Linked DNA regions of Homo sapiens: region 2 is linked to region 1. Evidence: read pairs that join two places in POLR2A ChIA-PET (ENCODE). Cell type or tissue: Caco-2. All regions are shown on one strand.

The links. Peaks named below come from ENCODE experiments on the same cell type or tissue, not always from the same donor. Only the 100,000 strongest peaks of a DNase experiment are listed, where the experiment ranks them.
Region 2: POLR2A ChIA-PET joins it to region 1 with 5 read pairs; 2 of 35 experiments call an interaction of 5 or more read pairs at or near these places.

What each region holds. Positions count from the first base shown.
Region 1 is chr14:87,520,772-87,524,771 of GRCh38, reverse strand. The region is part of intron 3 of LINC02296 (long intergenic non-protein coding RNA 2296); the gene reads left to right. Among named protein-coding and RNA genes, the nearest start is that of LINC02296, 91 kb to the left of the region's middle. In Caco-2, no CTCF peak of the experiment used is centred here; a DNase peak (open chromatin) is centred at 2,001.
Region 2 is chr14:87,187,473-87,191,472 of GRCh38, reverse strand. No RefSeq gene overlaps it. Among named protein-coding and RNA genes, the nearest start is that of LINC01148, 280 kb to the right of the region's middle. In Caco-2, no CTCF peak of the experiment used is centred here; no DNase peak of the experiment used is centred here.

The sequences.
Region 1 (4,000 bases):
ATACGTGTGCTATGGTGGTTTGCTGCACCTATCAACCCATCACCTAGGTATTAAGCCCTGCATGCATTAGCTATTTATCCTGATGCTTTCCCTCCTCCTGCCCCCTCGACAGGCCCCTGTGTGTGTTGTTTCCCTCCTTGTCTCCAAGTGTTCTCATTGTTCAGCTGATCTGGAGCTTTTTTCAGTGATGCACCTCAACATCTCCCAGGACCTAGTGGTCTGCACTGAGCCAGCTTGAAGCTTGATGGTCATCATCTTCCTCTAGAATAATCATAAAAGGGTAAAAAGTAGGAGGAGAATCTCCCCTTTCTCATCACATCTCTGTGACCAGGATTCCTCCCTGCCCCCTTTATTCAACATTCTTAATTCATTAAGGATCATAACTCAGATTTTCATCTGACTCTGCCACTTAAAAGTTAGGTGACCTTGGGTAAGTTATTTATCCTTTCTGAGCCTAAGTTTTCTCATCTATGAAAATGAAGATAAACATACTCATCTTCTAGATAGTCTGTGGGTCTTAGAATCCAAGTAAGACGAAGAATGTGAAAGCATTTTGGTTGTGAGGAACAATGCAGATGTATAAGAACTACTCATTGCGGTTGAACCTTGTGTCTATTTATATTCTTATCAGGTGCTTCCTTGTGAAACTAATACTATTTAAAAAAATCACTTCTACGATGTAAAGGATATTTCCATTTAGTTGTCCTAAAACTCTTCTCAAATTCCGAGCAGTTCCTCTGAGGATTATAAAGCTGGAGTCCATGATTTCAGCCTGCAGCAGAGCCCACGTCTCCTCCCAGCATTGTGCTGTTTGGTACCTGGGGGATCCTGGATGTGTCTCAGACTCACTCACTCACTTGCATTAGGGAGCTCCCAGGGCATGCTTTGTTTTGTTTCTCTTCCAGACCCAAGGCTAGTCTCTTTTCATCCCAGCCTCCATCTTATCCTGGGATGTAGGGCTGTTGGTAATAGTAGATTTACTAGCCACACATTGGTTAATGACATCTCCTCCAAGATTTACTATTAATCACACATTGGATGCAAACACTTCATCCTCCCCTTTTCTTATAAGGAAACAAGAAATTGACACAAATATTTTAAAAGGAAAAAAACTTAGCAAACAATGCCAAAAAGAAGATGTAAACAGTGATATCGATTGAGGCGTTAAGCGTATTTATTATTCAAATTACTCACTCTGAGTGCACTAAATGGTTACGATGTTAAGCACTGTGCTAAGTAAAGATACAGAATGGACTAGAAATGGATTATTTCTCTTAGGTGGCATTCTGTGTTCCTGACTGCCTTACCCTAGACATACTTAAGTTCTAGCAACCTTATAAGTACTGCTACTGGCATCAATAAAGGCGATCAGAATATGCCACCCCAAATATGCCACTCTGGTATATGGATTATTGTGAGATGAAGGCAATTTACAATAAATAGATATAAGAAAAACTCTCTGCCCTGCCCCTACTTGCCTAAAATCAGGAAATAAATTTGTAAATGTGTTGCTTCTCTACCAAGAAAGAAAGAAGTTAGTCACTGGGGACAATTGTACAACCTCATCAGCCCAGAGATGGCACCAGAGGAATCTACAGAACAAACTTGACTAACTAGCTTTATTTTCTATTCATTCTTCCATGTACTTACCTTCCTATTATTTGTTGCTCTAAAAACTCAGTTTTCTTCCTTTGTGTTGTCACTTCTCTAAATATTTATTTTCTTTTGTTAAGGTGATATATAACCACCAGTTCTAACCACCACTTCTAGTTTCTTATCTCTGAGTGTTTTCATGTGTAAGTGCAATGCACTTGTTATTAATAATAAACTTCTGTTTGTTTTTCTCTTGCTAATCTGTCTGATATGTTTGGATGTGTGTTCCTTCTAAATCTCAGGTTGAAATGTGATCCCTAAGGTTGGGGGTGGGGCCTGGTGGGAGGTGTTTGTGTCACGTGGGCAAATCCTTCATGCATGGGCTTGTGCCCTCCCTGAGGTAATGAGTTGAGCTCTCACTCTGTCAGTTCATGTGAGAGCTGGTTGTTAAAAAGAGCCTGACATCTCTCTTGCTCCCTCTATTGCCCTGTGACACACCTGCTCCCACTTCACCTTCTGCCATGAGTAAAATCCTTCTGGGCCTCACCAGAAACCACAGCTCTGCTTGCACAGCCTGCAGAACTGTGATCCAAAGAAACCTCTTTCCTTTATCAGTTACCCAGCCTCAGGTATTTCCTTGATAGCGGTGCAGACTAACACATTGTCTTTTGTCAATCTAATTTGCAGGGCCCTAGCCAATGAAACAAAGATGAGTGAAAGGAAAATATATATATATTTTTTCTCCCCCGCACTGTTTAGAGAGCTGTGGGGAACATTCTATACCTGAATGAGGTTTTCACTAGATGGTATCCATGGTTTCCAACGTGGAGGTCTTCAAGAGCAGTCTTTATTTAATATATCTCCAAAATTCTTAGGCCAACAATGCAAATATGTATTGCATGGTCATAAAGGGTATGTTTAAATATATTCTATATTTTTATAGACAAAACGTTTAAAAATTATGAGATCTATGTGGAACATTTTAATCATAAAGAGTTCTAGGTGGTTAAAAAGAAGCTACTGTTTCAAGTTCTCAGTGCTAAAACTACATGGATGTTTCTGAAAATTAAGAATAGAAGACTTCTGAATATTTTTAAAGAGCTTAAAATTTAATTCTGGGCTACAGTTTTCCTACCTTAAAGAAATTAAAAATTTTCACAGGAATGCCTAAATGATATTAAGGATTCTTAATCAGCTTGATCTTCATAGACTTGCGTATCTCTTGAGCCAAAACTTTCACCCACCCCAATAACATCTGAAGCTCCCTAAACACCCCCAGCTGTTCCTTGCTTCCGTACACATGTATATGCTGTCTTCTCTGCCTGAAATACCCTCTCAATCTGACTCAAACTCTTAATTTTTCTTAGAATTGCAGCTCAGACTTTACTTCTACTTTTTGTGAAGCAAATTAATCAGGGAGACTTTTGATGTTTTGTTGATATGGCTGCTTACCATAATACAGTGTGAATTTTGCAGGGCAGAATCTCCAGCCCCCAGAGCAATGCCTGGCCAAGAGTAGGTGCCCCAAAGTGTTTATTGAATTAAGCTGTAATAAATCATCCAGTGCCCTTGTAGAGATTTTAAAATAGAAGGAAAGGAGCAAATATTGATTTTTAGTCCCGAGGTTAGTCATATCTTTAATGTCTGTTATTTCTGTTATACAAAGAAAATGTCAAAACAAAGAATAATCACATTGTGATGACTAAATTGTGGGGGAATCATATTGTACTTGGGGGATTTAGAAGTTAGGAACAAAGTGGGTTGTGTAGTGATGGGGAAACGACTTCAAGCATTTTTTCTTTATGTCTCTCAAGGTAATGGTGAAAGACTCCCTCAGTAAGACACTTAAAATGACATGAAGAGTTGAGAAGATTCTCAAAATTGGATGTGCATCTAAATCACCTGGGGTGATCTTGTCAAAGTGCATATTTTAGTAGGTCTGGGGTGGGGCTTGAAAATTTGCATTTCTAACATGCTCCCAGGTGATGTCTATCCTGCTGAATCAAGGAGCATTCTAAAGATAATAAAAATCCTGCATGGATTAAAGCATTGGCTCAACTCAATAGCAAAGCTATACTAATTTTACTCCCAACTAGTCACTGAGTTCTATATGTAGCAATCACACACGTTTAATCTTAGGCTTTTTGCCTTTCTACTTTGTGATTCAGATATCACCATTAATTTTTCCCCTCTATAAGTGATCTTGTACAGGATTAAATATAAATTGGTTGCTAGGAGCAACAGTAAATGAGACTGTACAGTGGGAATAGCTAGAGTATTTAGCTGTTAGGTAGTCAACTGAGAGGAATAGAAAGGTGAATTATTAGCTAGCTTTATTCCTATTTATCATATGACTTTTAAGAATAACAGGATATCAATTAAGTGCTAGATATCATCTTCCTTCACA
Region 2 (4,000 bases), 330 kb after region 1:
ACATCAAGTAGAAGTTTAAATCCCAGCTCAGCCTCATATTTGCTGTATGAATTTTCCCTTGGTGTTCATGACAGGATGACTTGATCTCTACAGGCCACATGTGATGGTTAATTTTATCTGCTTGGCTAGGCCATGGCACCCAGATATCTAGTCAAACACTGTTCTGGATGTTCCTGTGAAGGTGATTTTGAGGTGGGATTAATATTCCAAATGATGGAGTTTGAGTAAAGCAGATTATCTCTATAATATAGATGAGCTTCATTTCATCAATTGAAGACCTTAAGAGAAAGGATTGCCCTTCTCAAAGAAGAGCGAATTCTTTCTTCAAACTTGAGTGCAACTCTCCCTCCACCCCCTCTTACCTTCTTTCTTATTTGTTTTGTTTCTCTGGAGAACTCTGGCTAATACACTACAGTTTCTTCTTGGTGAAATGGGAATAATATTTGCACCTAATTTCTAGGTTTATGATGACATTGAAGGAAACTAGCTTAGCACTTGACACAAAATAAGTGCCTAATAAATGCCAATTACTCTTCTAATCATGATTTACCTGCTCCTTTCATAACTCACTGTCTTGAATATTGATTTTGCTCCATTCTCAATGGAGCCATGGTTGCCATTCTCAATGACTTCATCTGGAAAACTTCTAGGATTCAGTCTAAATCCTACCTCTCCTGTGAAGCCAGCCTGAATGTCCCTCAGGCAGTTATCTATATATATAGTCCAAGGCTACAGCTTATTAAACGATTATTTATTTATTTAAATATAGCCTTCAAGAAGAGGTTTCAAATGTCTCCCAGTCTTTAAGATCACAGACTTTAATCTCAAACCTTGATGATGTTTGATTCTCAATAAGTATTCACTGAAGGAATATTATGAGATGTCTATACTAATTGTATTAGGAAAGGGAACCTTTTGTCAAACCCCTGTTTCTGTGTGGTAGGTAGGTAGATTCATTGATTCATGAAATATTTTTCAAGTGCCTGCTGTGGGCAAGGAGAGTGTCATTTTTTTTAGCTTCAGTTCTCAGGAGGCATATGACTTATTGACGGAAGTTGTATGGATACACAAGTAAGTGAGCCTCAGAGTAAAATCTTCCATTTGGAAGGCGTGAGAAAATGATATCAAAATCCGGAGGGGGAAGTGATTCTTTCTGCCTGGGTGAATCGAGAACAAGCTCTCATAGGAAATAACAACGTAAGTTTAGCCTTAAAGAAAAGGCAAGAATTGAACCGATGTAAGCGTAGAGAATAGCCCTTTCAGGTACAAAAAACAGAAGTAGGTGTGTGGCAGCTCACGCCTATAATTCCAGCACTTTGGGAAGCTGAGTGGGAGGACGGCAGCCTTGGCAACAGAGTGAGACCCCATCTTTACAAAAAATAGAAAAATTAACCCGACGTGGTGGCATGCACCTGTAGTCCCAGCTACTTGAAAAGCTGAGATGGGAAGATCACTTGAGTCCAGGCATTTGAGGTTGCAGTGAGCTACGACTGCAACACTGCACTTCAGCTTGGGCAGAAGAGTGAGACCCTGTCTGTATTAGTCAGGGTTCTCTAGAGGGACAGGACTAATAGGATAGATGTATATATGAAAGGGAGTTTATTAAGGAGTATTGACTCACAAGATCACAAGGTGAAGTCCCACAATAGACCATGTGCAAGCTGAGGAGCAAGAAAGCCAACCCAAGTCCAAAAACCTCAAAAGTAGGGAAACTGACAGTGCAGCCTTCAGTCTGTGGCCAAAGGCCCAAGAGCTGCTGGCAAACCACTTGTGTAGGTCCGAGAGTCCAAAAGCTGAAGAACTTGGAGTCTGATATTCAAGGACAGGAAGCATCCAGCACAGGAGAAAGATGGAGGCCAGAAGACTCAGCCAGTCTATTCCTTCCACATTCTTCTGTCTGCTTTTATCCTAGCCGGGCTGGCAGCTAATTAGATGGTGTCCACCGAGATTGAGGGTGGGTCTGCCTCTCCCAGTCCACTGACTCAAATGTTAATCTCCTTTGGCAACACCCTCACAGACAAATCCAGGAATAATACTTTGCATCCTTCAATCCAATCAAGTTGACACTCAATATTAACCATTACACTGTGTCTTAAAAAAGAGAAAAGAAAGAACGAACGAACGAAAGAAAGAAAGAAAGAAAAGAAAAGAGAGAGAGAAAGAGAGAGAGAGAAAGAGAGAAAGGAAAGAAAGAAAGAAAAAGAAAGAAAGAAAAAGAAAAGAAAGAAAAGAAAGAGAGAAACATAGGTCACATACACAGCCTAGGTGTGCAGAATAATAAGCAGGCTGCATTGGCTGTAGGTCAAGGTTGAGGATGGAAGCAGAAGGAGAATTTGGATGGAAAAGCTGAGGACCGCTTTATCAGAGCTGTAAATACTTGAATCTAAGCCCAAGGAGTTGACACTTCATTCAGTGGGCAGAGAAGACTCACTGAAGTTGTTTCAGCAGATTTCCAAAGTGGTTGATAAGTGTTTCATAGATGTTGGATACTCATACTTTTTTTTTTTTTTTGAGATGGAGTCTCACTCTGTCACCCAGGCTGGAGTGCAATGTCACAATCTCAGCTCACTGCAACCTCTGCCACCTGGATTCAAGTGATCCCTCCTGCCTGAGCTTCCTGAGTAGTGGGAATTACAGGTGCGTGCCACCACACCCGACTAATTTTTTGTATTTTTAGTAAGGACCGGGTTTCACCATGTTGGTCAGGCTGGTCTCAAACTCCTGACCTCGTGATCTGCCTGCCTTGGCCTCCTAAAGGGCTGGGATTACAGGCATGAGCCACTGCACCCGGATGGATACTCATACTTTTAATAGGAACCTTGTCATCTTGGAAGATGTGAGTAAAGAAGTTGCTATGAATTGGGAAACAATGGCTGTGGGTTTGACTGAAAAGAAGAGTTTGAAGTAGATAGCTGTTTTGTCACATCACGAATGACATGCAAAAGAAACAGAAAAAACACATTTTGTCCAAGGCTGCCAAACCACCGTTTTGGCCTCAGGAACAGTATTTAACACACGGAGCACTTACTATGAGAGAGGCACTGTTCAAGGACTATATAGGTGTCAACTCTTTTGTTCCTAAGAAATAAAGATCTTATTATCCCCCTTTTTACAGATGAAGAAATGGAGACAACAGAGAAGTTAAGTAAGTTACCCAAGGTTAGACAGCAGGAAAATGACAGAACTTCTTCATGGTACCGCTTTGCACTCCGCCAGGCAAGACACTGACTAGTATGCAGCTAGGGCTCTTCTCTTTAAACACTGCTGCTTTGAAATAGGAGGGATTAGATGGGATGAAACACACATCATTTTTCCTTTCTTTTTTTTTTAATACCTCTGGGTTGAAAACACCTTTTTTTTTCTCCTCTAAGTAGCACACTTCAGAAGTATGTTGGAAGCTACAGAGACAAGTTAAACTCTACATGAGCAATTTTTCCACCAAGGGAAAAGTGCCTGCCTGCCATTCTTTACAATCCTCCGGGAAGCCATCCTGAACAGGTAAATGACTCCACAGCGCAAAGGAGCTGAACAATTCTTTCCGTGCATGTCTCATTTTGGAATACAGAAGAGAATTCAATATGTCTTGCCAGGTTATTACAAAAGGAACCTGCTATTGCCTAGCTCATTATATGGCATCTGATACCAGATTTTAAACACAGTGAAACAAAATAACGTATATCTTTATTTTTCCTGACACAGAACCTTTTCTTGCTTTATACTGTGACGTGAGGCTGTAGTCATCTGATACTGAGAGCCTACCCTATCATGTATGGCTGGCTTGGACCCAGAGAAAATCAAGTGCTAAATTTGTATAATTTGGAATATGGGATAGGTAGTTTTACAACAAAGGAAGTTTGATTTTTGTTTTTGTTTTCTTAAGGAAGCCATATTCTCCCCCATTATTCAGTATAAAATTAATTTTCTATTTTCAGTAGTTTCTCTTGAGGAGGATGCCTCTTAGTTCATGCATGTTGCACACAAACAAAACATAATGATGTCA